7 separate regions of the Mus musculus genome follow, and regions 1, 2, 4, 5, 6 and 7 are each linked to region 3. A link is a loop called in an ENCODE intact Hi-C map of the cell type or tissue named here. Cell type or tissue: left cerebral cortex. All regions are shown on one strand. Region 1 has its middle 79 kb from the start of Gm46567. Region 2 has its middle 84 kb from the start of Gm46567. Region 3 overlaps Gm26562 (a long non-coding RNA gene). Region 4 holds the start of Hes1 (hes family bHLH transcription factor 1). Region 5 holds the start of Gm32998 (a long non-coding RNA gene). Region 6 holds the start of Gm46567 (predicted gene, 46567). Region 7 holds the start of 4632428C04Rik (RIKEN cDNA 4632428C04 gene).

The links. Peaks named below come from ENCODE experiments on the same cell type or tissue, not always from the same donor. Only the 100,000 strongest peaks of a DNase experiment are listed, where the experiment ranks them.
Region 1: a loop joins it to region 3, with 5 times the contacts of the local background. A loop is called at or near these places in 22 of 42 quality-filtered maps.
Region 2: it touches region 3 in a loop (7-fold over the local background); 22 of 42 quality-filtered maps call a loop at or near these places.
Region 4: a loop joins it to region 3, with 8 times the contacts of the local background. A loop is called at or near these places in 23 of 42 quality-filtered maps.
Region 5: it touches region 3 in a loop (6-fold over the local background); 24 of 42 quality-filtered maps call a loop at or near these places.
Region 6: a loop joins it to region 3, with 2.5 times the contacts of the local background. A loop is called at or near these places in 11 of 42 quality-filtered maps.
Region 7: it touches region 3 in a loop (6-fold over the local background); 11 of 42 quality-filtered maps call a loop at or near these places.

What each region holds. Positions count from the first base shown.
Region 1 is chr16:29,732,948-29,736,947 of GRCm38, forward strand. No RefSeq gene overlaps it. Among named protein-coding and RNA genes, the nearest start is that of Gm46567, 79 kb to the right of the region's middle. In left cerebral cortex, a CTCF peak has its summit at 1,549; DNase peaks (open chromatin) are centred at 1,557, 2,253 and 2,470.
Region 2 is chr16:29,727,170-29,731,169 of GRCm38, forward strand. No RefSeq gene overlaps it. Among named protein-coding and RNA genes, the nearest start is that of Gm46567, 84 kb to the right of the region's middle. In left cerebral cortex, a CTCF peak has its summit at 1,854 (motif pointing right); a DNase peak (open chromatin) is centred at 1,868.
Region 3 is chr16:30,185,921-30,189,920 of GRCm38, forward strand. All of the region lies in intron 2 of Gm26562 (a long non-coding RNA gene), which reads right to left. Among named protein-coding and RNA genes, the nearest start is that of 1700025H01Rik, 4.7 kb to the right of the region's middle. In left cerebral cortex, a CTCF peak has its summit at 2,395; DNase peaks (open chromatin) are centred at 1,192, 2,280 and 3,353; H3K4me3 peaks cover 824 bases; H3K27ac peaks cover 750 bases.
Region 4 is chr16:30,063,351-30,067,350 of GRCm38, forward strand. It overlaps Hes1 (hes family bHLH transcription factor 1), which reads left to right and starts at 2,007. Exons shown (of 4, transcript NM_008235.2): 1 at 2,007-2,348; 2 at 2,481-2,576; 3 at 2,813-2,900; 4 at 3,522-4,000. The coding sequence starts at 2,241. In left cerebral cortex, CTCF peaks have their summits at 1,945 and 3,835 (motif pointing left); DNase peaks (open chromatin) are centred at 241, 817, 967, 1,491 and 3 more places; H3K4me3 peaks cover 4,000 bases; H3K27ac peaks cover 3,911 bases.
Region 5 is chr16:30,068,387-30,072,386 of GRCm38, forward strand. It overlaps Gm32998 (a long non-coding RNA gene), which reads right to left and starts at 2,052. Exons shown (of 3, transcript XR_876001.2): 1 at 1,727-2,052; 2 at 501-1,544; 3 at 1-261. In left cerebral cortex, a CTCF peak has its summit at 2,492; DNase peaks (open chromatin) are centred at 149, 487, 1,337, 1,523 and 2 more places; H3K4me3 peaks cover 1,953 bases; H3K27ac peaks cover 2,328 bases.
Region 6 is chr16:29,812,260-29,816,259 of GRCm38, forward strand. Gm46567 (predicted gene, 46567) reads left to right here and starts at 1,291. Exons shown (of 1, transcript NR_164311.1): 1 at 1,291-2,774. In left cerebral cortex, a CTCF peak has its summit at 1,981 (motif pointing left); DNase peaks (open chromatin) are centred at 1,292, 1,885, 2,918, 3,098 and 1 more place; H3K4me3 peaks cover 1,244 bases; H3K27ac peaks cover 3,267 bases.
Region 7 is chr16:30,006,964-30,010,963 of GRCm38, forward strand. It overlaps 4632428C04Rik (RIKEN cDNA 4632428C04 gene), which reads left to right and starts at 1,704. Exons shown (of 3, transcript NR_033631.1): 1 at 1,704-1,767. In left cerebral cortex, a CTCF peak has its summit at 2,160; DNase peaks (open chromatin) are centred at 33, 1,642, 2,157 and 2,500; H3K4me3 peaks cover 1,257 bases; H3K27ac peaks cover 1,447 bases.

The DNA of each region.
Region 1 (4,000 bases), 450 kb before region 3:
AGTCAGAGGAGCACCAAGTGCCCAGGACCAGGAGTTTAGCATCAACTGGCTCAAAACCAGGGACCAAATTAGAGATGAGTTTCCTCTCCAAATCTGAAGGGCCAGGGACACTCAGGAGCAGAGAGCCAGAGGCCAGTCATCAGGGGACTCACTGAGCCATGCCAATCTCAGCATTCCACAGTTTAAATACCATATTTAGACTTAAATGTTTGCTTTGTGAGCCAGGCTGGCCCAGGCTCCCAGCAGAACGAATGAAGAGATAGCAACAGACTTTGTTGGGAGTGGGGAAGTGAGGATATATCCAAATGTAGGGTGAGAGTCTTTCCCCTCATGTCCTCTGAGCGCTGTTGGTACTAGAACAAAGCCATTAGAATCTTTGAAAGGAGGCTGCTCTTTGGTCCCAGACCAGGTGGTGAACACTAGACAGGTATGCTGAGATCTGAGTGCAAACCTCCTGAGTGACCTGGGATGGTTTTCCTTAGGAAAAGGCCCAGAGGCCAGGCTCAGAATCACCTGCCTGCCATTAGCCTTGGAAGAGATCATCCCACAGATGCCATCTCTCCCCACCAACTTGGCAGTCTAGTCCTGTGTGAGAAGCTTAGGAGTTCTCTTGGATCAGATGAACTGCACACAACAGCTTTCTCTCTTCCTGCAGAGGGAAGCCAGTGACCCCCAAGAAAAGGACTGTGGCGTACCCCCTCACTCCTCTCCAGACACATAATAGCAGGCACAACAGTTTTCTTGATACTGCCCTTATATCTGCTCCTGTTTCTTAGGAAAAGAACTCAGGTCATTAGGAGAGGAGACAGGACTACATTTCCAGCCATTCTTGCGGCTAGAGTGGTCAATGAGATCCAAGCAGAAGTCCCAGGTGGTCTGTAAGGGGGCTGACTTATTGGATGGAGCACCATGGTGACCCTTGCATTTTGGCACGTTCTTTCTGGAAAGCACTGAGAAGGCAGGGGCTTACATGGTCATCGTAGTCCGTGAAGCAATAGAGCCAAGAGAAAGGCGTGCTCTAGGATGCTTGGCGATCCTGTGGACTGCAGCCTCTCTACAAATGTCTTCTTAGACATCTTTGCCAATTATGCCCCAATTTGGCAAAAGTCTCGGTGACTAGGATTTGGTTGGTCTAGGCCAAGCCGACTTCCCTACACATACTCAAAAGTGAGCCCCTGATGCCTGAAGACACACATGTGTCAGCTGTGGGCTAGGGGGTCAAGCTGATGCTAGGCTTAGCAAGGGCAAGATGATAAACAGCAAGCGTCTGTATTTGATAAACCGTGTCGCTTTACACATACCATGGACCCCTTGGGAAGCACTCAATCTATAGCCTGTTGGGGGAACTGACTAAATTAATTTAGTCTGTGCCTTAAAACAACAGTCTTAAAAGAAAGAAAAATTCACCTTAAATTAGGGATCAGTTTGAGCCTTCTGGCTCTGAGCTAGGAGCCAGAGATGCCCTGGAGGCTGGGGGAACAAGGGGGGAGGAGAGTGGCTTCTTGGGCAGCCTCTTTCAAGTGTCTCCATCTTTGGACCCATAGGGGGCACTAAGGAACTGTGGATTTTGTCTCCTTTCTGGCAGAGATTTGTGTTAAGACCTCAAGACCTTCAGTCATCCCTAGAGGAGCTGTGGGAGAGGGACAAGGGCTAGCTTGGAACAGCACTAGGTTCTAGTAGGTGGATTGAAGCCTCTCACCTCCCATCATGCTTAAAGATCTAAAATGTTAAAAAAAAAAATCTGATTCAAAAGTCCGAAGACAAAACCACTGACCCTTCAACCCACCACAGGGACAGCTGGACGCTTTCCTCCCGACCCCCATCTTAGACTAGGAAGAGGCCTGGGAGACCACTCATTTGGCAGCTGAACACAGGAGGCCCACAAGACTAAGTGATTAGCACAAAGTGAAGCCAGTCAGAAGCCGCTGCTCTGGGACAGTAATCTTCCTGCTCCAACTCCCAGTCTAGCGTTCTACACCCCCCCCCCGCACCCCCCTCCCCAGGCCCTCCACTGCCTGGGCCACATTTGTTTTCTTTTCCGGGCCCTGGGGGACTCTGGCAGGGCTGGGGGTCTGATGTGAACTGGAATCTGTTCAATTTCACCTCTCATTGCGCCTGCCAGCTTGCCAGCTCCGCTGACGGAGGCAATTAGAACCAGACATCCCACAAGGGCATTCCAGGAAGCTCTCTTAAAATTCCACAGCGGCTGGGGACTTGCCTTTTCCTGCAGGGATCATCTGGTGTGTAAATAGCAGCTAGTTGTGTAAGACAGGAGATGGGAGGATGGATCACGCGCATGCACAACACACACACACACACACACACACACACACCCACACACACACACACACACACACACACACACACACCTCCCAATACACATTCATCCAGACAGAGAAACATAAATAATCCCAGCAACCCTATTACTTTTAACCTCCTGAAGGGAGAAGTTAGGAATTTACAGGCCTCCCCGGGGAGCATCTAATTGCTTGCTTCCGGGGATGGCTGCTGTGTTTGCCTTGGACGGTGGGTGGCAGGGACGCTGAGGATCTAGGGCAAGACATCCCAGGCTCTCTTCTACCCCCTGCAGATGGCTATTCCCCCACTCTCTCCCCTGAGTTCTCAGGGGTAGGCTTATAGGGGTTGGAGGTCAGTTTAGCTAATACGGAGTCATATATATCTACCCGTGGTCTCGATGAAGCCACAAAGAGGAAATGGTAACGTGAAACTCCGACTCAGAAGTTGTCCGTTTCCTCTAAACCCACTTTAAACCCCAGCATTGGAAGCAAGGGCCCTGGGGCCTGGGGCCAACGGGAGCCCTGTTTCCCCAGCTTCCAGTTTCTCCCTTGTCACTTGAAACCTTGCTTTGGCCAACAATGTGCTACTGTGTAAGTAGACCCACAGAACCTTTTGTGGAAGGCACTGAGAAAGGGCTTAAAGGTATGGGGAAGACAGCTGGGGAAGTTATGTCTACTTCCTCTCACCCTGGGGGTGGGGGGTGCAGCTTCTCATAGGGACTTAGCCAAGGCTAGAGGGAATGTCCTTCTGTCGTGTCTACATTCCCCGAACTGTAGGGCCCATCTCTGTTCCTCAGCCTGGGGTGCTGTCATCACCAGAACACAGCCCCTCCCAGCCCCTCCTCTAACACTGGATATTGGCGTAAATATCATCTCTGAGTAGGAACAAAACAATTCCTAAGAACTAAACCAGCGTTTGATTACCACGAGGTTTAACAGACAAGCCGACCAACCCAAACAGCCTTTACAAATATGTCCTGGGTTTGGGGATGAAGTGGTGACTAATCACCAACCCATGGGTTTAGGGGTGTTTTCCTTTTGAAACAGGGTCTTCACTGTGTGTCCCAGACTGAATCTTCCTTCCCATCTCACACTCCCAATGCTGGGGTCACAGATGTGCCACCAACCCTGGCTCCCGATCCTGCATTCCGTGACATGTTACTGATTGAGTTTTCCTCGCTGCTTTCCGTTTTCCAGTGATCCGTATTTCATGACATCTCTTAGGTCTCTGTCTGTGTTCCAGATGCAGCTGGAATCACCAGACCGGCACTCAGGGCGGGGGAGGGAAGGGTGAGGATTCATTGAGCCAACTGGCTGGTGGTTTTCGTGTTGGGAAGGGAAAAATTGATTTATCTGCTCACTCGACTCCAAAGACTTAACTAATGTTGAGTATTGTGTAGGGCATCGAGGAGAGGGTGAAGGAGGAGAGGGACATAAGACTTCATCACGAGGAATTCAAACTTAAGGGCTGGTGTGTGCCTCTAACTAACTCTAATATAGAGACCAAGTCCTACAAGGGAAGGAGAGATGTCTTGAGGTCAGGGCAGAGGAACTCACTTCTGCTGACAGTGAGCAAGGAAGGGTTGCTGGAGGCAGTGACACTGGATCTCTGAATTGGTCTCTGCCATGCAGAGATGGGTGAAAGGACAATTCAGTGTGGAGTGACAACAGGGGAGAGAGAGCGAGGGTTGGTTAGGTGACCA
Region 2 (4,000 bases), 460 kb before region 3:
GTGAAACGTTTGTCTCTCAATGGTATGTTGTTCATTTGGGTTCACTGGCCTTTGGGAAGGACAGTCAAGACTGCAGAAACCAAAATACTGGATTATACAGTAGAACTCACAAGTCATTTGGGACTTCACTCGTACCCATGTTCCCTAAGAAATTCCTCTCCACTGGAAACTACGCTGGGTCTCTGAGTGCATGGGTGGGAGGTGAAGAAGGGCAGGATGTTGTAGGTGCTACACTTGCCCTCTGGCGCTCAGAACCCTAGAGAGGGGAACCATCAATGGGCACAAACAGGTGCAAACTGCAGCAGCCCGCAAAGCTCAGAAAAGGCATAAGCCAAATAAACCCCAGGAGACCCAGAGGGGATTCTGTTGAGTTTAGAACGGGACTATTTCTAGACACTTCCGGGAAAAGGTGCCATTTGAGGAAGGCCTCTACAACAAAAGTAACTATTGGAGCACACAGGTAGAGGAATCAACATTTGAGGTTAGGAAGCAGGAAGTGACAGTTGGATTGGCATCCACTCAGGCATGGGGCTGGTGTGGTTAGAGACAAGGACAAGGCATAGCTTAGCGCGCATGTGAGAAAGCAGTCGATGCAGTCACAAGGAGCTTAAAGCCCCAGAGAGTTGTTCTGGTGAGTTTCTGGGATGAGCTTGCAGAAGGAAGACTGGCTTGCTGCTCCACCTGAGAGGGAGAAGACAAAAGAAGCCTGTCATTTCAGAGAGAAGAAATGGACAGAAGCAGTAGGGAGATTCTGATCCCTGCGTTGCTTCTGAGATGGAGCCCCACTTGAGTCCTCTCTCCACTTTGTGCTGCACCCCCCCTGGGTAGTCACCCTCGGCCGGCATCCAAGCTGGGGGTTTTGGCAATGTTTGCAGGAAGCCTGGGAAAGTTTTCAGTGCCTGTGAGCCCTCAGAGACAGGTGGAGGGCTAGTGTCCTCCCACCACCTTCTAGGAGAGACTTTGCTCCCACAGTAGAGCCCTAGCCTCAGGGTGGTTCCTGGTCTGGGCTGTGAAGCCACATCTTTGGACTAAGGGATGCCTCAGGAAACCAATAAGTTTCTCAAGATTTATGACGCAGGAAATGCTTTTTGGGAGAGAAAAATAGAAAAGGTGAGGTAAAGATGGGGCAGGGCTGGGCTGGGCTGGGCTGGGCTGGGCTGGGCTGGGCTGGGCAGGGCAGGGCAGGGCAGGGCAGGACAGGGCAGAAGCCCCAGTAGCCTCCTGGTGCATGTGCTGGGTTGTACTGGTGGAGGAGACTGGTTACCAGAACTCATGGTGGAAAAAAACTCTTAACAAGGATGTAGACATATTTCCTCTTGTATTTTTTCTTTTTTTAATTAAACTTTTGGTTCCTTCTCTGCAAAACAGAAAAGATGAACTCATCAACTCACAAGATCTTTATCCCCAGGTGCCCTAACTCCTCAGGGAACCTGTTGTTTTCAGGATGGGCTTTGAGTATGTTGCCGGCCTTACTTTCCCCTCGTGAAAACTCCAATTACTGAGATCCATATATCTCATGCCTGGGCTGGATATTAATGATGAGTGGATATCCGGAAACTTCCTTTGGAGGGATACAGCTCAGCTGGATTTTCTTATTTACTGTCTTCACTCTGGAGCGAAGCCACATCATCCCAATGCACGTCCCAGCACACACAGCTCAGCATGTGGTCAGTCCTCATGTATAAATCTACAGACACACAAGTCCCAGTGCTCACGCACACCCACATGAACATGCACATGCACATGCACACACCCTCTATCTCAGTTCTCTTTCTGCTAATCAGTGAATCCTCTCTAGTATGAGAGATCTGACAGACTTAGCCCTGTTTTGGATGAATTCCTGGCCATCTTTGGCGTCCCTTTCTGCCAGTCTCTGCCAGCAGGTGGCGCTCACAGCTCTCAGACAACACAATGGGCACCTAGGTTCTGAACTTCTGGCCTTCCCCCCCCCCCCCCACCTTTGGAATGGCATAATTTGGGAGTCATCTATGGGACGACTGCCAAGGTCTTAAATTTTCTACGTGGGGTTTGGATAATTTTCTCCAGACGGCTTGGAGAACTGGACTGGATGGGAGGAAAAGGGGCAGTGGTGGGGGTGGGGTTGGGCTGAGCCTCAGGGTGGGTCTGGTCAGGGCCAGGACAGCTTCAACTCTGGCAGCCAGAAAGCCCCACATTGAGGGGTGTCTGAGGCGAGGGTGGATCACACCCTGTGTGGGGGGGGAATGCTTTCGCTGGTATGAAGACAAACAAACAAAGCCAAGAGCTCCCAAATCCTGCCTGTCCCTATCACTCATCTGACAAAAATGTTAACCCATGGCAACCTCGGCTGCTGCTCAGCACCATCCCGGATTTTATGATTTGTGAATTATTAGTCGTTCAGATCCTTTTTTAGAAATAACTTTTTATCCTGAAAAATTCTAAGCAGATACAAGAGTATAAAGAATGATATAACAACCCACTTACGGGCTCACCAGCTCAGTAATTATGGTAATCAGTCTACCCCTCAGCCTTCTCTGGAATGTTTTATGGCAAATTCCCGACATCATGTCATCCCATCATCCCACACCAAACCACCTACGACTGTGCCCCCTCCCCACCCCCCGTGTGGTATTAAAGAGACCTTCACACCAGCCAACAAAGACTGTTTTTTCTTTACCATAACCATTGTCTAAAACCCATGGGGACTTTCTTAGTGTCATCCAGCCCCTCTGTTGCACACCGAGCCCTTCTGACATCTTCCACTGTCCCAGTGCAAAAGCGCATTTCACCACCCACATCCACCCCATCCCTGCTTGTCAGTGGCTACCTCCTGAGTGAGCATGGACTAGAAATCAGTTAACATGGAGTCCCCATGGGCCTAGAATACCACCCAAAGAGTCCCATGAAGGACTGTCATGCCCAGAAGACACTTTACTGATCATCCTGATTGTCGTCGCGGGTCTGGAAGTGTGACTTAAAAGACCTGTCCTTTCTCAGAAATAGATAAGAGTCTGATGCAGACAGACTGCATCTGCATGCCTCCTGGCTCGGGAGCTGCAGCCATAGGCAGGGAATGCAAACAATGTGGCCGTGCCAGTCCCAGAGAGGTCTGGGAATGCCTTCCTAATTGAGCTGCAGTCTGCCTGCAAGGGAGACAGGGACAGAGAGCAGTGAGGGCTGGAAGGGCCAAGAGGGAGGATGTCTGACACCTGTCTGAGTGCTTTGAACCCTGGTGAGCTTTGAGACCCCCAGGAGGCACCACCTCTGGTGGCCAGAGGAGAGAGGGGTAGGGATCTGTCCCTAAAGGGGTCAATCCCTGAGATGGTTTCTTCACTGGGGCTCGCGTTTGTTTTCATCCACGGGACCACCTTGAACCAATATACTTGCTGTGACAGGAAATGTGCATAGGAGAAGCTTGGGAAGTTCTGCAGTGTTTGCTGAGTGCTAGACGCCCCCACCCCACCGCAATCATGGGTGGTAAGGAGACTTATGTCTTTAACACGTAGGGCACACACACACATTCTACTTGGGCTTTCCTACTGTGCCTTCTGTGTTCCATAGCTGGTCTCTGGCTCTTCAGGCTCTTCAGGACTCCACAGGAACACATTTGATGCCTTCAGTGCTTTCTGACAAGCCCATCGTGACAGGTTCTGTGATACCCTCTGGTTGGTCCAAGACTGGAATCTATCAGCGTTTTCGATTGCTTTGCCTGAGGAGCATCCCATGCCAGCAGGCACCTGTGCACTTCAGCTTGTACTTGAAGAGGTAACACAAAGTTGTGACCCCTAGATCTGTACCACCCTTGGCTCCTGGGAGGGCTTTGGGTAGCAGGAGATGACCAGGCTGAGATCAAAGAATCAGAACCACCAGCTGTGTTGCTGACCTGCTTTTGAGATGATCCCCTCATGTCACAGCTAATATTCTCCAGCGCCTCGGAACCACTGACCCAGACATTACATTATAGTATTCTGTTTTTTATTACATTTGTAACTAAATTGTATTTATTATGTGTTTATTACAA
Region 3 (4,000 bases):
AAAAAAAAAAAAAAAAAAAAAAAAAAAGGACAGAGGAGGGGCTTGCAGACTTTGAAGAGTAAACTACTCCTTTGAGGGAGGGAGGCAGTGGGCAAGCCAGCTCTTGAATACGTTTGTTGTTTCTGTGGTGAGGATTCCAGGTGCCCACCCCAGAGCGTGTCTGGATGATAACCATGGTCGAGCAGCGAGGACGGACAGCTCTCCTGGGTGGCACTTGTTTACCGGGACAAGCAAGTTCTCTATACGTTCCCTTTGTCATTCATTTCTATAGAAGCCCGAAAATGAGAGTCCCCATTTGAACAAGGACACAGAGCCCGAAGCGCGAGGATAACCACTGCATCTGAGCTGATTCTTAAGTCAGATTGAGTCCAGCGTCATCCACGTATGCACGTCAATCAGCCTGTCTCACAGCCTCCGCAGATCTCGCTGTGATGGCCTATCAAAACATCTGGTGTTCCGTTAAGCACCAGACACTACTCTATCTTCTGGAAAAAAAAAATGTGCAGGAAGCAAGTCATCTTCCTAAAATAGTCTGTCCCTTCCCTCCTCATTCAGGACAGAGGTGACATTTGCACTATTAGTGATTAACAACTCCGGCCAACCTTCAAAGGCAGACGTGCTGTTCAGTTCTGGCGAGACATTGGAGGGAAGCTATGTTAACAGGTCTGTGACCTGTTCAGCCTCAGATCCAGGCCCTACCAGCCCACCCTCCACTGCCGCGTCCTCTCTGGCCGGTAGCCTGGAATGACAGCAGCTTCCTGTCTTGTCAGTCTCAGGCTGCTGTCCCCACGTGTCCCTATCACCTTCCACACCCGCATGACTATTCCCTATCTCCTGAGGTTTCGGATGGGTTATGTTTTCAACGCGGACTCTTTCTGGCTCTGAATCAGCGTGACATGTTAAACCTCAGCCCAGAAACAGTCAAAATGGCGGGAGGAAGGAGCAGGTCTGGCTTAACAAAAAGACAAATGCAAGGCCCCGGGTGGAGCATGGGAGAGAAAGATGAGCTACATTGGTGGCTTGTAGGTGAGGTGCCATGTTGGGAGTTAGGACACCCACTCTCAGGCCTGCCTGTACCCCATCCCTTCTCACACCTAGCTTCAGAAGGCTGAGCCAGCCCTGGCAGCCTCTGAAGCCATGACACAAGAGCCCATGCTTCTCAAGTTCATGGGCCAGATCCTATGACTCAGGGCTCTGGGCAGGCCGAGCTTCCATATCCACGTCACCTCCTCCATCAGGACTTGGTGAGAAGGGGCCTCCCACAGTGACATCATAGAAGGAAGCAGGTGTCTTTCCACTCATCCCCTCCCCCAGGCCTGGAGTTTCTGGGACACAGAAGGGACTCTTAGCCCTGCCTCCTCCAGCCCCACGCAAAACATCTCCTGCCTCACCAGAGTGAGGGTCTGCCTGGGATGCCAAACAGCCTCGCCCTGACATAGTCTGTGGAAAAAGGAAAAATCTGCATCAAAAGAAGAAAGCTAGACCCTCAGCTCCAGGTTCACATGGCCCCATAGCACAACCATTGCTAAAGCTGTCACTTGTTCTATGTCATTTCATCTGTCCACAGTGGTAAAGAGACACGCCCAAGTGCCCATGGGCTCCAGCTTTGCGCATTTGTTCTGAGTCCTCTACCAGGTGCTGGCAGTTTGCAGAGATGAGTAACCTGAGGTCCTGCTTTAAAAAAAAAAAAAAAATACGAGGTTTGTATCCAAGATCCAACAACTGAGACTTTGGTCATGTGACCCTTGCCACCTCTGCATTCTCGTGTATAAAACGGACAAAATAAGCAGCAAGTTGTAAACGGGCTCCTGTAGGTAACTAATTTGGCACAGGATGACCATTCTCTAATTAATAAATATACACTTACGCGCGAGCCTGGGGAAGCCTCTGGAGTGAAACGCACTGCTAAGGGCTTGCTTCTGTAACACCAAGCCTGTCACACACAAAGCCTCTCGCCCCAGAATAAGATTTTTAAAAGAGAAAAAGAAGAAGAAAAAAAGCTTGTTCTTTCTCGTTTGGGTGATCGTTAGCAGCCTGACCTCGGAGGCATCCCACGCGCACTCTCTGTCCCCCTGACAGCCTGGCCCGCACCCCTCCCGGCCGGATGTGCGCGCAGAGGGCCGAGGTTGGGAGCGTTTCCGGGACGGCTGGGTCACAGTGTGGCTCTGCAGTGTCTGGCAGCCCCACCCTTCCTGGCAGCCAAACCTCCTCCTCCTCCGGCCTCTGAAAGCCTGCCAGCACCCGGGAGGGAGAGCAGGCCCTGGAGACACAAGGTCCAGCTTCGAGGGGAGGGCAGGAGCCCGCAGAGGGGACCTGGCGCTCCTCCCGCCCTCCTGACCTGCCACGCACACGCATCTTAACAAGTGCCGAGTGCTCCTCCTAGTGGAAAAGGAAGGATGCGCGACCCCGGCTTGCTGCCCTTCTCTGGGCTCCTTCCCAGGCCTGATAGATGGCCACACCAGCAAGTCTCACCCCACCTCACAGTGCCAAAGGCCCATTCATATCCAGTGCCATTTGAGTGTGGAACACTTTTAGGACCCATTTTACAGATGAGAACACTGAGTCGGTCTCAGGCCGAACTGCAACTGTTTTCTTTGCATCAGTGTGCTACTCTCAAAATTAACCACAAGCAAGACCTGTCTCATACCCATGGCCCATGCTTTTCCACCTGGTCACACACAGACGTCATACCATCTTGAGAACAGACCTGGATCTCTCTTTGCCCTCTGACCTTGATCACTAGAAACTGAGTGCTCTGGGGATATCCTGATTAAAAGCTTTTTGGCTGACTGATCACTGCTGCCCCTTCAGAGCCAGCCCCTCCCCTTCCAACAACCCACCTAACACCACCAAAGCAGGAGTCAGGGGCTTTCTGCTCACTGTGGGCAGAGTGAGTTCCAAAAGTTGCCTCTAGATAACTCTACCATACACCAGCTGCTTAGCCTGGTTCACAGGCTATAGGGAGTGGGGATTGTCTCCAGCCCTGTCCAAAGAAACCACAGAGGCCTTCAGGCTGTCCCCTGGAAAGTCTCCAAGCCCCTGTCCTCATCCCTGCCCATGGTGGAGAGAGGGCATTTTGGAGTAAGTCACTCATCAAAGAGGGGAGGTGACCCTTGTCCTGTTCAGAAACCGGCTGAATGAAGAAGCCACATGCTGCCTTGGGAATGTGTGTCCTGGGGAGCAGCCCTGGAGGTCTGGAGACCCTAGATGGGAGGTTCTTGGAAGCCACAGGAGGAGGAATGTCCGCTGCCCACCATCCCCAGCTGGGATCCTGTCACGGGACCGCCCTGGGCCTGAGCTCAAGGGCAGAGCAGGCAGGCAGTGAGCTGTGTTTTCTGGGAAGGCAGCCAGTCCTTGTTGCCCTCCGGCTTCCGGGCACTGAGAATGGTAGAGCAAGCACTGGCCGCCTCAGCTCCCTCCAGTCCAGGCTGAGTGGGCACACCCTACTTCTGGTGCCAGGGAGCCACAAACACTCAGCTCCTTGCTCTCGAGGGGAGGGGAGGCACAGTGGAGACTCAGAAACACAAAATGCAAGTCCCTGGTAGCCGATCCTAAGCGAGTCCTGACTCCTCTTCCTGGTTAAACTGTCTGAGGGCAAGGGAGAAGCCTTTGGCTTGGCCTCAAAAGATGCCAGGCTCAGCCAGGTTGTGGTGACTTGTGCATTTAATCCCAGCACTCCGGAGACACATGGGAAGCAGAGGCAGATGGATCTCTGAGTTTGAGGCCAGCCTGGTCTACTGTGATTTCCAGGACAGCCAGGGCTCCACAGAGAAACCCTGTCTCAAAATAGATAGATAGATAGATAGATAGATAGATAGATAGATAGATAGATAGATAGATAGATAGATAGATAGATAGATATGCAGAGCTCTATCTAATCCTAGGTAGTATGCCATGTACCTGTGGGCACATGTCATTTCTCCTAATCCTAGCTTCAGTTAGATGTGCTAACCTTCCTGGTTGCTTAAAGCCCCACAGCCTAAAATGTATGTGGCTACAC
Region 4 (4,000 bases), 120 kb before region 3:
CAACGCGCTGGGATCCCGAGCTGCCCCGAGTTCACGGCGGCGGGAAAACTGAGGGGTCTGGGGCACCCGGGTGGAGGCCAGGGCAGGCAGGAGGGAGGCAGGCAGCCGCCCGGGCAGTGCGCACCGCCCGCGCCGCGCGGCAAATCCCCCAGGGAGGCCGCCGCCAGAGCCCTGGCGCTCCCGGCCCGGCGCCCGCCACGTGGCACCCGGCGGCGGCGGCGACTCCCGGCGCGCAGCCCCGGCCAGCCGGCAGCACGCAGCCGCCCGTCTCTTCCCAGCCGTCCGCCGGCAGCCTCCTGGACGCAGCGAGGGACCCGGGGAAGGGGCGGGCGGCAGCGAAGCCGCTGGAACCGCAAGCCGCCGAGCGGAGGCAGGAGGCTGACCCGGCCGCTTCCTAAGTGCGGTCAGGCATCTCGTGACCGCGGCGGGCGCCCGGACCCCTCCCCCGCCGCAGTCACCCGGGTGGTTTCGGCCACGCTCAGATCCCCAAGCCCGGAGTCCCGGCGGGCTGGGGGTGGGGGGTGGCGATGGGGGGTGGGGACGGGGAAGGGGGCCCACGAATTCCCCGATCGCCACCCTTGGGCGTGCGCTCCCTGCCCGGAAGGATTGACCTTGGCCGGGGCGGGGGAAGGGAGGCCAGCGCGGGGGCTCAGCTTTCGGGCCGCCGCCCCCGCGGATTCCTGGCTCGCCCGGGCCGGAGGAGGGGGCCCCGGACACACGGACGCACGCACACACCCCACACGCAGCGCGCGCCAATGAGCCCTGGCCAGGCGCAGGGGGCGGGGTTTTCCCAGGCTCGAGCACAGCAGCTGCTATTTACCTTCTTGGCTTCTCCCGGGGACCAGAGGCGGCCCCCGCTCCCTCCCGGCCGGCCGCCGCCGGCCCCCGCCTCCCTGCCCCCGGGGCGCGCGCACACACACTCACACACGCACGCACACACACACATCCTCTGGGCCCCGGCCGCAGCCGCGGCGGCAATAAAACATCCTGGCACGTGCTCCGACTCCAGGCGCGCCCTCGCCGGCCGGCTGATGTCAAACTGCAGCTCGGCTGGTGGAGCTCTTAAAGGGCTCGCGCGCGGGGCGCCGAGGCCGCCTTGGCCGCCCGCGGGGTGAGGAGGGGAGAGCCCCGACTCCCTTGCCCGCCGTCTATCCGTATTGCCAACTGGGAGCCTGCGGGGAGAAAGGTAGAGAGAGTGGCGGAGGAACGAGCGCGCCCCTCCTGTCGCATTGCTATCAAAGCCCCCCTTGTTCATTTTTTTTTTCGTTTGAAATTCCATTTCCTTTCTGCCCAGTAGGAAATTATTCTGATTGTTTTCTGGAGAAGCGTGAGGTCCAAGGTTGCAATTCCAAGAGAGGAATGAATGGGCTAGAGGGAGACAAGCATCCAAAAGACACCTTGCTCCGAAAACCCTGGCTGTGAAGGCATTTGGGGGGACGGTAAGGGCATGTTTAGCGTGTGGGGTTTAGTATCTCCCCAACCTCATGAGCAGTTTTGACTCCCCTAAACATACAGAGTTCGAGCGGGAATTCCGGAAGACATTAGAGTAACACATCCTCTTTACCTTGTTCCCTCCTTTTTTCAATCACTAAATTTTGTCTTGGCCTATATCTGTTCAAAATATTTTTCAAATGAACTTATTATACAAAGTAGTTATATTGCATGCAGCAAGAACAATAAAAACCAAAGGCCTGGCCACAAAAGAAATAGACTAGACTAAAACTAAGCAAAGCCCAGAGGAAAGAGTTAGCAAAGGGTTAAAATCCTTTTGATTGACGTTGTAGCCTCCGGTGCCCCGGGCTCAGGCGCGCGCCATTGGCCGCCAGACCTTGTGCCTAGCGGCCAATGGGGGGGCGCAGTCCACGAGCGGTGCCGCGTGTCTCTTCCTCCCATTGGCTGAAAGTTACTGTGGGAAAGAAAGTTTGGGAAGTTTCACACGAGCCGTTCGCGTGCAGTCCCAGATATATATAGAGGCCGCCAGGGCCTGCGGATCACACAGGATCTGGAGCTGGTGCTGATAACAGCGGAATCCCCTGTCTACCTCTCTCCTTGGTCCTGGAATAGTGCTACCGATCACTAAGTAGCCCTAAGACATAATAAACCTTCAACTGCTCAGTAGTTTTTCTTATGAAAGTCAAGTAAAAGGACGTAAGCAAAAAAAAATTATTTTTTTTTTGCGTGAAGGATTCCAAAAATAAAATTCTCTGGGGACTGAGAAGAAAAAAAAAAAAAAAACGAAAATGCCAGCTGATATAATGGAGAAAAATTCCTCCTCCCCGGTGGCTGCTACCCCAGCCAGTGTCAACACGACACCGGACAAACCAAAGACGGCCTCTGAGCACAGAAAGGTAAGACAGTACCTGCGTCTAGAAATTAAGTGGGTTGTGCACAGCGGGACTCCTTTTACTTTTCTCTTAAAACCTCGGGGTGAAATGGCAGATCCCGTGGGAACTCAGGACCTCTTTTCTCCCCCTTTGCAGTCATCAAAGCCTATCATGGAGAAGAGGCGAAGGGCAAGAATAAATGAAAGTCTAAGCCAACTGAAAACACTGATTTTGGATGCACTTAAGAAAGATGTAAGTGAGCAATGCTTTTTTTTATTTTTAATTACGAATGGAATGGCATTTCCCAGGCACAAAGAACTAAGCTCTTAGCCTGCTGCATGTGGATCTTACCCCGCCAGCACTACGTTCCCACTGGCGGGAGAGAGGCCGCCGGGCCCTGGGATGTGGGACATGCGGGCGGGGACCTTCAGAACTCGGAGGCAGCTGACAAGGAGGACTGACTTTCATCCCTTGTTTTTTCTGCGCAGAGCTCCCGGCATTCCAAGCTAGAGAAGGCAGACATTCTGGAAATGACTGTGAAGCACCTCCGGAACCTGCAGCGGGCGCAGATGACCGGTAAGGACCGCGCGTGCGTCCCCTCTCTGCGGGTGTCCCTCTCGGCCCGCGGTGATTTCTTCCAGACTTCCGCCCGCGGTTGTGAGAGGCATTCAGCTACATTTTACTGCCTTGGCTCACTCCGCGTTCCCACGGTCTGGGTCTTATTTATAGCCACAGCTCCCAAGTTGTTACTGCTCCGGAAATGGAGGGAGAGGCTGTAGCCGAGAAGGGTGGTGGGCAGCTTGGCTGTGGTAGAAGCCGGTGAGGGCGAAAGGACGTAAGACTGAGGAAGTTTGGGGCTGGATAGAAGGTAGGGGTCAGTGGTTTAGCACCGGTCCAACCCCTGCCGCAGGAGGGGAAGTGGGGTTTGGAAGGCGCCTTGGGTGGCATTGTCCAAGGTCAGGTCGCGCGCGGGACTAGGGGTGGCAGATCTGGAGCTGAGATCGGTTTAGATGGAGGGAGTGTCCTGGCTTATGTCCCCAACCTAGGGAGAAGGAGCTGGCTGTTCTTAGCCTACCCAACCCTCCCAACCCCAGGTGGTTCCGGAGGCGCGCTGCGGGGACCTCCCAGGGCGGGAGGCTGTATGGCTCCGGGGCCAGGGCTTTTCGGTGACCCATCTTTTCTCCTTCTGGCCTGCAGCCGCGCTCAGCACAGACCCGAGCGTGTTGGGGAAATACCGCGCCGGCTTCAGCGAGTGCATGAACGAGGTGACCCGCTTCCTGTCCACGTGTGAGGGCGTTAACACCGAGGTGCGCACTCGGCTGCTGGGCCACCTGGCCAACTGCATGACCCAGATCAACGCCATGACCTACCCCGGGCAGGCGCACCCCGCCTTGCAGGCGCCGCCGCCGCCGCCCCCGTCAGGACCTGCCGGTCCCCAGCACGCGCCATTCGCGCCGCCGCCGCCGCCGCTTGTGCCCATCCCCGGGGGCGCGGCGCCCCCTCCCGGCAGCGCACCCTGCAAGTTGGGCAGCCAGGCTGGAGAGGCTGCCAAGGTTTTTGGCGGCTTCCAAGTGGTGCCGGCTCCTGACGGCCAATTTGCCTTTCTCATCCCCAACGGGGCCTTCGCTCACAGCGGCCCGGTCATCCCGGTCTACACCAGCAACAGTGGGACCTCG
Region 5 (4,000 bases), 120 kb before region 3:
AACAGCAAGCGACCCCTTCGCATGGTCATGCCCCATTTCCAGGCAAGATGTGGGCTCCAGATAGAAGCAAAAGGGTTGTCTCGGGTTTCAGCTCACACAACCCTCCTTAACAAGTCCTAACTCAAAGCGGACAGCTTTAAACTGTGCCAGGATCTGCAGGGAATTTCTTCCAAATCCCATCACAAAGGCTTGTCAGATTTTCTCAGATTTGGCCAGGTGTTTGACTGCATCCAGGTGTTGGGGAAATGAAAACCACGAGCCCTGCGAGACCAGACACATCAGCCGCGCTGTGGGTCTGGCCGGCGCGCCCTTCCTCCCCCACAGCCGGCCAGTCCTCCGCCCAGCCCCCGCTCCTCCCGCCCGCCTCTCAACCCCCTACCCCCTTTCCCTTACAGCGGCGGCTTCTGGGAGGAGAAGGATGAGGCGGGAGAGATCAATCTTTGAAGCTTTCCTAACAAAGATAAAGCCAACGATTTTCTGTCTTGTTTCAAAAGCCTTACCTCTCCCCCGCCTGGCTGTAGCCTTTCCCACAGGCCAGCGCCGAGTGCGGCTCTATCACAGGAATGATCTAGCAGACAGCAGCCGGTTCTTTCCAGGACCTTCAGCTTCGACCCCCGGAGAGAGAGGTTTAAAAGATTGTTTTGTTTTGTTTTGTTTAATTGGCTCCTATTTGCCTTATTTTCTGCCCAAGAAAGGTATTCAACGCATACTTTGTCATTCCATTTTTTCCTGGTTTTCCTTTTTGTTTATACATAAACATAGTAACAATTACTCCATTAAGACACATCCCAAATTTAGATATTAAAGTCCTCTGTTTCCACCAAGAATTCCTAGCTTCTGTAGTAGAAATAATCAAGACATCAGGAACTCAATTTTATAAAAGTAATTCCTTTTACATCTATGGAGGAGGGGGCTACAAGGGAAATTAATTTCTTCATGCATCTTTATTAATGTCACCAAAAGTGTCACGCAGCAGCTTCAGGAAGAAGTGAGAGGAAAAGAAACCATTTGTTCTTTTTGAAAAGGAGTGCCCCCCCCCGTAATTTGGATTTACATTATTAAATGAAGCCTGTTCAAGTATAATATGGAGTAGAAGAAAGCCTATATCCCCGTTGGGAGCTTTTACATTGTTCTATACCACTGAACTTATGGCAGGCACCACCTTGGATAAGTCATTTCCCTTCTCTAGGATAGGTCCAAGTTCATAAACGCTATAGATTTATTTCTTAGACACTGCTGCCTCCTGTATCCCTGCTGTTTCTTAAATCAGTAGCTGGGGGTTGGGGAGATGAAGCATTCCAGTTTATTCTGGCATCCCTACAGATCCTCTGGGCCTGGCCTAATTATACCACCTCAGGGCACACCCAGCTGCCTTGCCCCTCTAACCAGATCCGGATGAGTAGATCTCTCCTGTGATAAGACACAGCTCCAAACTCTGTCCTTGAGGCCAGAGACCTCGAGGGCCTCTCCTTGAAGGTCCTTGGAGCCTCTCTGCTCTCCGGAGGTTCTGGCAGCAATCTACAGAGGTAGATAGAGGTGAGGGCCTGATTCTGGGTGAGCAACTGAGGCTCGCCCCTTCCTCGGGGTCTCATCCTGACCCCTCCCACGCGCTTCTGCAGTGGGGACCCAGAGGTTTAACCAGACCCCCACATCGTCACGGGGAACCTGTCATTAAAGTCAATTAACTTTCCCCACACCCTTTGGCCGGTAACAACCCGCCGCTCACTTCCTCCGGGCTTCTAAGTGCAACCAGATGGGCGGGCGAGCTGCCCCCGCCGCGCGCCCGCCGGGGTGGCTCGGGGTTCCTGGGAGGCCTCGGGGACCGCGGCCGGGCGGGAGCGGCCCAGGGCAGCCACACCGGGCCGGCCCCGGCGGCCCTGCGGCCAAGGTGGCTCGCCCAGCAGGCCCGGCTGCTTTCTGGCAGGAAATGAATAGCTCCCAGATGAGCTCAGGCAACCTGAGAGGTCGTGAGAACGGCGCGAACCCCCGCCTGTGCAGCCGGCAGCCTGCCAGGCCGCGGGGAGGGCGGGCGGCGGCGGCGGGAGGCCCGGCGGGCGGCGGCGGGGGCGGCGAGGGGCGGGAGCCGCTGACACACGAGCCCGCGCCCGCTCCCGCTGACAGGCAGGCCGCCGCCCCCGCTTCCCCGCCCCGGGCCAGCGCCGCCCAGGCAGCAGGCCCCAGCCGCAGAGTCTCGGCCGCCCGACCCGCTGGGGGTGGGGCGGCCTGCCAGTGTTTTTCCAGTTCTCCCGGTAGCTCGGGGCAGCGTTTAGAAGCCGCGGAGCTGGGCGGGGGCCAGGGTCGGGGCACCGGAGGCCTGCAGGGCCCTGCCAGGAGTCAGGCCAGCGGGACAGGAGAAGGCAGGCAGGGACCACCTCGGACATCCCCCACCCCAAATGCCTTGCACCGGACAAGGATGCTGGGGACCCTAAGAGAGGGGAGCCTCGTTTCTAAGCACCTTGAGCACCTACTAAGCTCCCGGCAGCCTGCAGCTGGCGCTAAAATGACAACTTTGGTGGCAATGCAGTCCTGTTTAGCCACCGAGACAGCCCAGCTTGTGACTAATCCCACGCGTGATGTATTAGGTGCCAGGACTTAAGTTTAAACAGAGGGCGCCCAGACGGATGAGTTCCTGCTGAGGAAGAAACCAGGGAAGTTTTTCCCTTCAAGCAGGGAGGAGAAAAAGTCAACACAAAGGACAAACAGGCTCTAGGTGTCCCCTAGTGTCCTGCTGTTTTCTGGCACAGGTTCGACTGGAACTGGAGACCAAAGCCGCCTGCCTGGACCACAGGGATAGCCGGCTGTCCTCATTTCTCTAATAGAACGGTTTACCTTTAAAAATAAAAAAAAAAAGTCAGGAGCAAGGTGTGGTGGCAATCCCCCCAGGCGCTTGGGAGGTGGAGAACTAGTAGGAAGTGAAGGAACAAGGTCAATTTTGTGTTAGTTAGGCTAGCCTGGGCTACCTGACACTGTCTGAAAACAACAGAAATAAGTTAGGATTTGAAGGCGGGCAGTGGTGGCACATGCCTTTAATCCCAGTACTTGGGAGACAGAGGCAGGCGGATTTCTGAGTTCGAGGGCAGCCTGGTCTACAGAGTGAGTTCCAGGACAGCCAGGGCTATACAGAGAAACCCTGTCTCGAAAAACCAAAAATAAATAAAAATAAAAATACTTAGGATTTGGTTGTCAAAGAGAACAGAGACAGTTAAAATGTAGATGGAGAAGTTGTAGTTTTACTCTTTAAAAAAAAAAACTAATGTTTTACTATCGTTTTTTGTATTTAACTATTCAAAATACAAGCTCTGTCAGAGTTCAGAAAGGGCAAAGCTGGCCTTACATCCCTGCCTCTGTTCTTGTTTTACTGCAACATAGCAATCAGGTTGGAAGCACATGGTCTGGGTCTCGTTCCCTAAATGCTTGAGCACATCAAATCATCCATCTGTTTGTGCTGTGGTTTTGTTGTTATTTTGTTTTTTGTCATTAATTTATTCATTTCACACCCCATCTCAGCCCTCCTCCTCTCCTCCCAGTCCCACCCTCACACTCCTCCCTCCTCCTCATAGAAGGGGAGGCCTCCCAGGGGTACCAACCTATCAAGTCCCAGCAGGGCTAGGGGCATCCTCTCTCACTGAGGCCAGATAAGGCAGCCCCAGCTATAGGAAAGGGATTCTAAGGCAGGCAAGAGAGTCAGAGAAACTCCCCACTCCAATTGTTTGGAGGCCCACATGAAGACCAAGATGCACATCTGCTACATGTCTTACAGATATGTACGTCCAACCCATGCATGTTCTTTGGCTGGTGGCTCAGTCTCTGTGAGCCCCCATGGGGCTCGGGTTAGTCGACTCTGTAGGTCTTCTTGTGATGTCCTTGATTCCAGCCGTTCCCTCAGACTTACCCTGACTCATTCACAGGACTCCCTGAACTCCTCCACCTAATGTTGGTCTGTGGGTCACTCAAGTCATTCAGGATGATCTTTTCTAGTTCCATCCATTTACCTGCAAAT
Region 6 (4,000 bases), 370 kb before region 3:
CACACTTCCCTTGTCACAGCACCTGTCTCTCAGAGCTTTCCTCACAGTCACTCTGTCTTCAGAGGACTCTTGTCCACCCCTCAAGGTCCCTTCTACAAGCTTCTTTGTGGTCTTCTCTGACCTCACAGAGAACAGACCTCACCTTTATCTTGGCCCCGGCTTCCATGATGTTTCTATCATGTTGATCACATACTTCTTCCTTGGTCAAGTTTGAGTGCTCCTGGTGGCAAGAACCACGTGTCATGTCGCTTTGTATTGCCTAATATTCACTAAAAATCTCAGGATTCATTGAACTATGGAAACCTTATGTTCTTTATGTTTTTGGTTACTTGGCTAGTTTTGTTTTTGTTTTCAAGACACGGTTTCCATATGTAGTCCTGAAACTTGCTCTGTAGACCAGGCTGTCATGGACCTCATAGATCTTCCCGCCTCTGCCTCTCGCGTGTTGGGAATAAAGACTTGAGCCACCATGCTCAGCTTGATGACCATCTTAAAATCTGGGAAGAAGAGTTCCACACCCATGCAATCATCCCCAGTGAGCACACTTGGGAAGGCTCTGCAAACTTTAAACACTGGTGGCAATTGGGCACAGGAGTGGGGAGGAGCGATGCTCTCTGTACCCACTATGTGTTATCAGAACTGAGCTGGCACAAGGGGAAGGCAGAATGAGCCTTGTTATATCGTGCTTGGTTTTGTTTCCATATTCCTCTAGAATCTTGATAGATCCGCACGCTGGCTTTGGCCCTAGATCTTGATACCAACGGTGTTTCCTTTGGTCTTGGTGGGTCCTTCCTCGCTGAGAGCAAGCATCTCCCAAGTGCACTGCAGCCTGCACCTGGGAGCCCAGACAAACTCTTTGCACAACCAAAGAGTTACTCTGGTTCCTTGGGATTCCAATAGGGTTTATCGAACACCACCCAGGGCTAGTCAGTAGTCAGTGAAATGGCCTTTCCCAAGTCTTTCATTTAACCAGTCTCTTGCTTGCTCACTCTCTTGCTCACTCACTCATGTGCTATTTCAGCCTACCGCTTGCCTTTGTATAAAGGAAGAGTCATAGCACGACCCTGGATAACTATCCAGGCTGCCGCAAGGCTCTGTAAATATTCTTTCTCAGAGGAGTGCACAAAAGTAGCATTCAACCAGACTCTAAGGAGCAGCTTCCGGCTGAAGGCCAGGTGTCCTTCAGGAGGATGGGATGGGCTTTCCTTGCTGAGAACAGCTTGTGAAAATGCTGCGGTGATGTACAAGTTGCTTAGAGTGTCTCTGTGGCAAAGGAAACTGCGCATGGGCAGAGATGAAACCAGGGCAGGCACCGGAAAGAGGGGGACTTGGGAGCCCACTGTTAACAGATGCTGGGGAAGACTATCTCCCGGCTCCCAGGCAGGCCATCGCTCACTGGATCCACTGCTCTGCCTGGTATCCAGGCATCATCACCTTGGCAAGTTGCTGGATGCAGATGGCTTGCAGACATGTCCCCTGCACAGCCTTTTTGGCAGCTGCTGATGGGACTCTAGAGCTGGGACTAGAGATCCCCCAGATCGCGCAGCAAGCCGTGCGAGCCCTTCCCTGCCGTGGTTAATTTTCACTTTTCCACAAGGACGCGCCCTCGGAGGAGACCAGCCGCGGAGCAGCGCCTGCTGGGGACCACATGCCTCCCCAAGGGCGGGTGCTCTGCTTTGAGCCCTGAAGAAGCCAGGCTGCGAGCATGTCGCCACCGCAGCCGATCCAGATGCCGCGGGCCTCCGGGAGGCTGTGCGCGTGGGCCGGCCTCGCGTGCCGGGAGCCCCCTGCCCACATGAAAGCGCGCGGCGGCTTCCCGGGGCGCCCGCACCGCCAGCGCCAAAGCCGCGCCCCCGCCCGCAGCCACGCGCTGGAGCGGGGCGCACAAAGGAAATGGCAAGGGCGTGAGTCACCAGGAGGCTCGGCGCTCCCCCGCCCTCCCCGGGCTGCAGACCCACAAGGAGACCTTTGTGCCGCCCTCTGGAGGACAACCGGCACCCGCTGCGGGGAGGCAGGCATTTCAGGGCGCCGAGTAATGCTGGGGAGACAGGAGGAGGCTCTACAAGAGGAGGGAGCGACTTTTGTGACCCACAAGTCTGCAACGCCTGCGCCCAGATCACCCTGTGCGCAGGCTCAGAGAAGCTAGTCATCTTGCCCCCTCCCACAGACCCACCTTGACTTTGTTTTGCCGGGTTGTCTTCTTACCATGGTGTGAGAGACTTACTTTTCCTGTGCCGTTCCGAATTGAGATTGAGAGGTGCTAAAACTATGTTCCATAGTGGATGGAGGGTTGGACGGAATAAGTCATTTGTACAGATTGAACTATTAGGAGCTCGTCCAGTGTCTCCAGTTTTCAAGCAAAAGAAATGTAAGCTCAGAGGGACATACTCTTCCTGGCTTGGTGTATTTTTACTGTGTGGCCTTTGGGTGGTTCAGGGAACACCCCTCGGCCTGACTGACAAGAAAGGTTAGGTTAGTGGAAACCTGCAAGCACAGATAGGTAACACCCCAGGGTACTCACTAGGACCCATAAAAGAAATCAGAGGAGCAGCAGCCAGGGCTCCAAGCATTAGGACAGGTCACAATTACAGGCATGAGAGGGAGGTAAGCGTAAGCTTTTGTTGGCCATGAATGTTTAATCTACTTGGCCCCAGGAAGGGATTGTTCCAGACAAAGGTGATTGGGAAGTCTGGGTCCTCTAGGACACAGTGTTGGTAACTGACTGGTCATGGGCCATGTGACAGAAACTTAATAAAAGCCTACAGACCCAGGTACTCTTTGGGGACCTTGAAGGCCTCAGCATCTCAGCACCACATCCCACCCACTCACTCCCAGAGCCCGCTTTCAGTTACTGAGAAACTAGGGTGCCAAATGATCTGAGGTTTTCTACCTGTGAAAAGACAGTGCTTTGCCACATTCAGGAGCGCGTGCACGCACGAGCACACACACACATATACAAACCATCTATAAACCTCCTTCCCATGGGGAAGACAATGACCTGCCACCACCCACTAAGATTCCTACAGAATGGACTCACAATGTGCACAGACTAGGCTCTGAAGTCTCTCTTTCTGCAATTCTTGTGCTGATTGCCCTCCAATGCTCCAAGTTAAACAGCAGGCTACTGTGCAGACAAGCTGGTACAGCACACACTGGAGCCCACGCTCAGGATGTACCATTGGGAGTCAGACGGTGCAGATGCCATCCATCTGAGGCCAGGCATCCCCTGCCTCTGGTGTTGGTTAATTTCCCAACAGAAGACAGCTTTGACTTAAGGATGGCTGTCACCCTCAAAGCTTACTAAGTTATTCAGAGTTTAAAGATGAGGAATCCAGGGGGACAATCTACACCCAAAGCCAGTGGCTGAGCAGTCGTGCCTCGATTCCAACCCACTCGATCAGCTGTGCCCCTGCCTGGACACTATTCACAATAAGGGGAAAGGCTAGCAACTGCATAGAGGGCTTGCTGGAAGAGGAGCAAAGTGCTTGACATTTGACATGCATCTTCCTGTAATCCCCACAGCAACACTGTGAGATTGTTCTGACCCACATTTACACTCACAGGTGAGGGTTACGATGCAATCCACAAGGAAACATGCCCATGCGAGGTCATGTGGTTACTGAATACAGGAGCTGGCATTCCGAGCAGTGTGCCTGCCTCTCTGAGTTTCTAACCATGCCCCTCCTGGGCTGAGCAAAGCAAGATATGTCCGGTAATTAAACCCTGCTTCTTGTGGTTCTTCTGCCCTAGAGAAGAACAACTCTCTAATTGGGAAAGGGCACAGCAAATGCACTGTCAGGTTACCAGAGTTTTCCAGAGTCTTGGCCTTGACTTTGGCAGTTAAGGGATCAGTTTCCGGGAGAGGAACAGGTTCGGGCAGTCTGATTTAGAATGACTCAGTCTGCAAGGACTGCGCCAAACTCAATGAATTGATTCACCTGTGAGATAATTCTGCCCAGAAAGATTGTAGCTAAGAGCACTGGCTTTGGAGTAGGAGGCA
Region 7 (4,000 bases), 180 kb before region 3:
GGGGCTGCTTCAGATTGTCTGCAGCAGCTGACGTGATTTCCTCGTGCCCTAACAGAGGCACAGTTTTGCCAGCTGCAGACAATTTCTGCAGTTGTGTGACCTCTGGAATTCTGGGAACTTTTCAGAGGGTATGTAAATGCTAGAGCCACAATAGGCAGGGTGGGTGGGGTTTTGGATGCAGTTTTCTCATACTCAGAGAAGAAACAAAAGGAAAGAATTAGATTCAAGGATCTCTGTCTCCCCTTTATCCTTTCCTTCTTATCTAGTGATAGGTAGTGAAAAGGGGGTGGAGGAATAAAGGATGGGAAAAAGAAGAATCCACAAAAAGCGAAGACTATCTACAAACTGCCTATAAGCCAAGGAAGAGGGACTTCAGGGGAATTGAGTCACCTGTGCCTTATTCTTTGACTTCAACATCCAGAACTGGGCGTCAGTCAATGTCTGCCGCCAGTCTATGGTATTTTAGCAATTGTATATGGATTAATGACAGGGATCTCTCACTGACCTTATCATTATGGGAACTTCATAGAGTGCACTTATACAAAGTAAGATGGGTAAGGTGTCACTAGATGACATACTCTTTTGAGAACCACTGCCATGATGCATCCTGTCGTTAACTGGAGTTTCATTATTCAAAGCTTATAGCGCACCAAATACCACCGAATGCATTCTTTTCCCCCTTTTTTTCTTTTCTTCTTCCTCCTCCCTCTCTTCTTCATTAGATTCCCCAATAGAAAGCAGAGGCTGGCCTCAAACTTGTGATCTTCTTGCTTCCTACGTGCTGGGATCATAGGCCTGTGGCACCACACCCTACTCAGATTTATGTTCTGCAGGTGAGGGGAGAGATTTGAGATGGCAAGATTAGCCTGACCGAGGTCACATGTCTGGGCAATGAGGTTCTGAACCTGTGATAAATGGTATTGACAAGTGTTCATGTGGGGGTGCACTCAATCTGCAGAGTGGCTGTCACATGCAGAATTCAGTGTTGTTCATGGGGGGGGGGGGGTACATAGAAGGGTAGCCCGTCTTTGAATAAGAAGTTGCAGGAGAGAGAAAGACTAGTTAGGCAGGCCATGACCGGTACAGAGCGGGGACAGAAATCAAGTGCATGGGGACTTCAGGAGAGGCAGCTGTTGAACTGGATTAGGTTAGCCTGGGAAGAACCACAGAAGTGAGACCTCATCGCCCACTGTGAAGAACAGGCAGGGAGAAAAAACAGAAACAGATCATGCTGGAGGAGAGCTGGGTACAGCAGAGACCCCACCCAGGTCCCGAGCCTCCTACGGGGGTGGCATACACACACACACACACACACACACCTCGACCCCTCAGAAAGCAGCAGAGGCTGATGCTAGGTGAAGACCCTGGATCCCTGGACCCCGAGGTTTGCCCCCACCCCCATCTGATTTCGTCCCAACTGCCCTGGAAGGCAGCGACACCACAAGGAGCCTTGGCTGAAGAGACACTTGGCCACGGAGTGGAGAGCCAGGCTCGGAACAAGGTGCACTGCGCTGTCTCCAGTCTTGCATGGCTGCCACCCAGAATGTGACTTTGCCTACATCTCCCTGCATGGCTAGGCATTGGAAACCTTGTCCCTGGCTGACTTCTGGACCCATGTGACTCTCATCCAATGACTAGAGGGGAGGCTGCCCCCGCGTTGAGGTGCAGGGCTCTTGCCTAGCTCTCCGGGGGAAGGGTCAGGCAGAGTGGAACCTCCTGTTCAGGGCTGGCAAGGTCCAGACTGGAGCTGTCACACAACCCCATGAGGTCAGTCCCCTGCATAGCCCTCAGTTCTCTGGCCCTTTCCCGGAAAGAGGTCACCGCCCAGGAGCTCTCAGAACAGGGGCTCTCTGTGTCTAAGGCCGGCCTGGTGGAGCAGGAGGATGCATAAGGCCAGCGGGGGCAAAAGAAGGGCGTGCTGGGCCACTCGCTGCGGGTGGCGCCGCAGCCCCGGGTCGCCGGCAGGGACCGGCGTGTGGGCGGAGAGGCGGCGCGCGCTCGGAAGTGGCCCCGGGCGGCCTCCCAGGCGGGCGGCTCCTGTTTCCCGGCTCCCGGGCGGGCGGGCGCGGGCCAGCTGCTGGGAGGTGAGCGGAGCAGCGTTTTCCCACAGTCTGGGGCGGTGACACATGGCGCTCACACATTCCACAGCCGGCGGCCGCGCCAGGCCTGGCGGTGAGTCAAGGCAGCGCGGGGAGCTGCCGAGAGCAGGTTCCGACTTTGGCACCCGGCGCGCCGCCTTCCCGCCTTGCCCAGCCCGGCGGGGGCGGAGGGGGGAGGGGGACGCCGGTTAACCCTTGGCTACCTAGGCGTACAGCAGCAGAGGCTCCGATGCTTGTCCATTGAGGGGGGACAGAGGGGTGGGGGATACATCACCACGGCGGATACCTACACACCCTGTGTTCCTTGTGCGTTCTTTGCTTTTTTTAGACCGGGGGGGGGGGGGGGGAGGGGGTATCTGTAATCCAAACTAGTCTGAATTCATTGTGGCTTCAAACTCCTGGTGATGCTCCTAGTTACAAAGCAGAAAACCAGAGAAGTTGCTCGTTAGAGACGGTGCCACTTCTGGCTTTTAGATTCAGACACGAACTGCCAGAAAGACTGGAGGGGTGAGGGGAAGGCTTTTATCGTTACTGTCCCTTCATCTAGAGTCTCGCTTCTGAGTCTGACCACTGTGGCCAGGCCCAGCTCCCGTGTGTTTATTGACTGGATCAAAAGTCTAGGTCGCAGTTCCTTCTGGCAGTCGTTGTACAGATAGAAGCAAACAGCTGGAAGCCTGCGCGGACAAATGCACACCCACATAACCACACACTTTAAAAAAGGCGGGGGACTGTGACTGTGGTGGGTGTTGTCCCCATGGGAAGGCTGAGCACTCCAACCTTGGCTTCCCTTGGGCGTGTGTGAACTCTACATGACTTCTGCAGCTGTTGCTGCGTGCATCCCCACCCCGATCTGCATCTACCTATTCTGAGACCACACAAGCCCGCAGCTTTCATCAGACTTGAAGGTCCCACAGACCAAGGTTCAAAGTTCGCGCTTTTTTTTTTTTTTTTTTTTTGAGTCAGGGTCTTACTAATGTAGCCTAGGTTGACCCTGAAACTTACAGGAGCGTGCCACCACACCCAGCACCTGGTTTATCATTAAAGAGACTTAGGTGAAACCATCTGCCAGAAGTTTGGGACCTGTAAATGTCACCTCGGTGTCTAGATGTAGTTCAGGTTATCCCACACACACAGCCTTTGCTCTCACTACCCCATAGCACTCACTTGTGAGCCCCCCCCCCCCCCCCGCCCCCGGACCTGCCCAATCGCCATTTGCATCTTCCACAGCTCAGATTCTGTAGACCCTGGTAGGACTTTTCGAACTCTTCTTGGTTGGGGAAATAAACCACCCCTGCCCTGTGACTCAGTCAGTTAAGTGCTCAGTTATGCTAGTGTGTCAAAGGACCAACCGAGATGTCCCCTCTGGAGATCCACAGTCAACGGGGTATATGCTAGGTCATTCAGCCAGCATGAAGCACGGCTCCAGAGGAGACACAGCAGACGCTGATGGCGCCAGTGGACACTGAGAGAAGCAGAGGAAGAGGAAGGTTACTCTGAAGTCCCATGATCTCCAGTTGGGGCTCTCAATCAAGCAATTAGAAAGTCTCCTAAGGAGTTAATTCTATCCTAGTGTGATAAAGGATGAATGGACCAGGTAGGGGTCCTGCCTCAGGGCTCTTGGTCTCATTGCCACCATGATTGGTCAGTTTTCACCCATCTGCAATGGTATAGAAGTGCTACCACACAGCCTACTCTGCTCCAGTTTGCCTCATTCCACACAGCTTGATGGTTTCAAGATGTGGCCACATTGCTGCACATTGTCTCAGGAGGTCATTCCTTTTCGTCCCTGAGTGGCATTCCATCCTGGGTCTAGTGCAGATCACTTCTCAGTCCTCTTGCCTTTAAGTCTGGGCCTCGAGAAACAGAGCTCATTCACACAGGGAGCTTTTGGAGATATATTT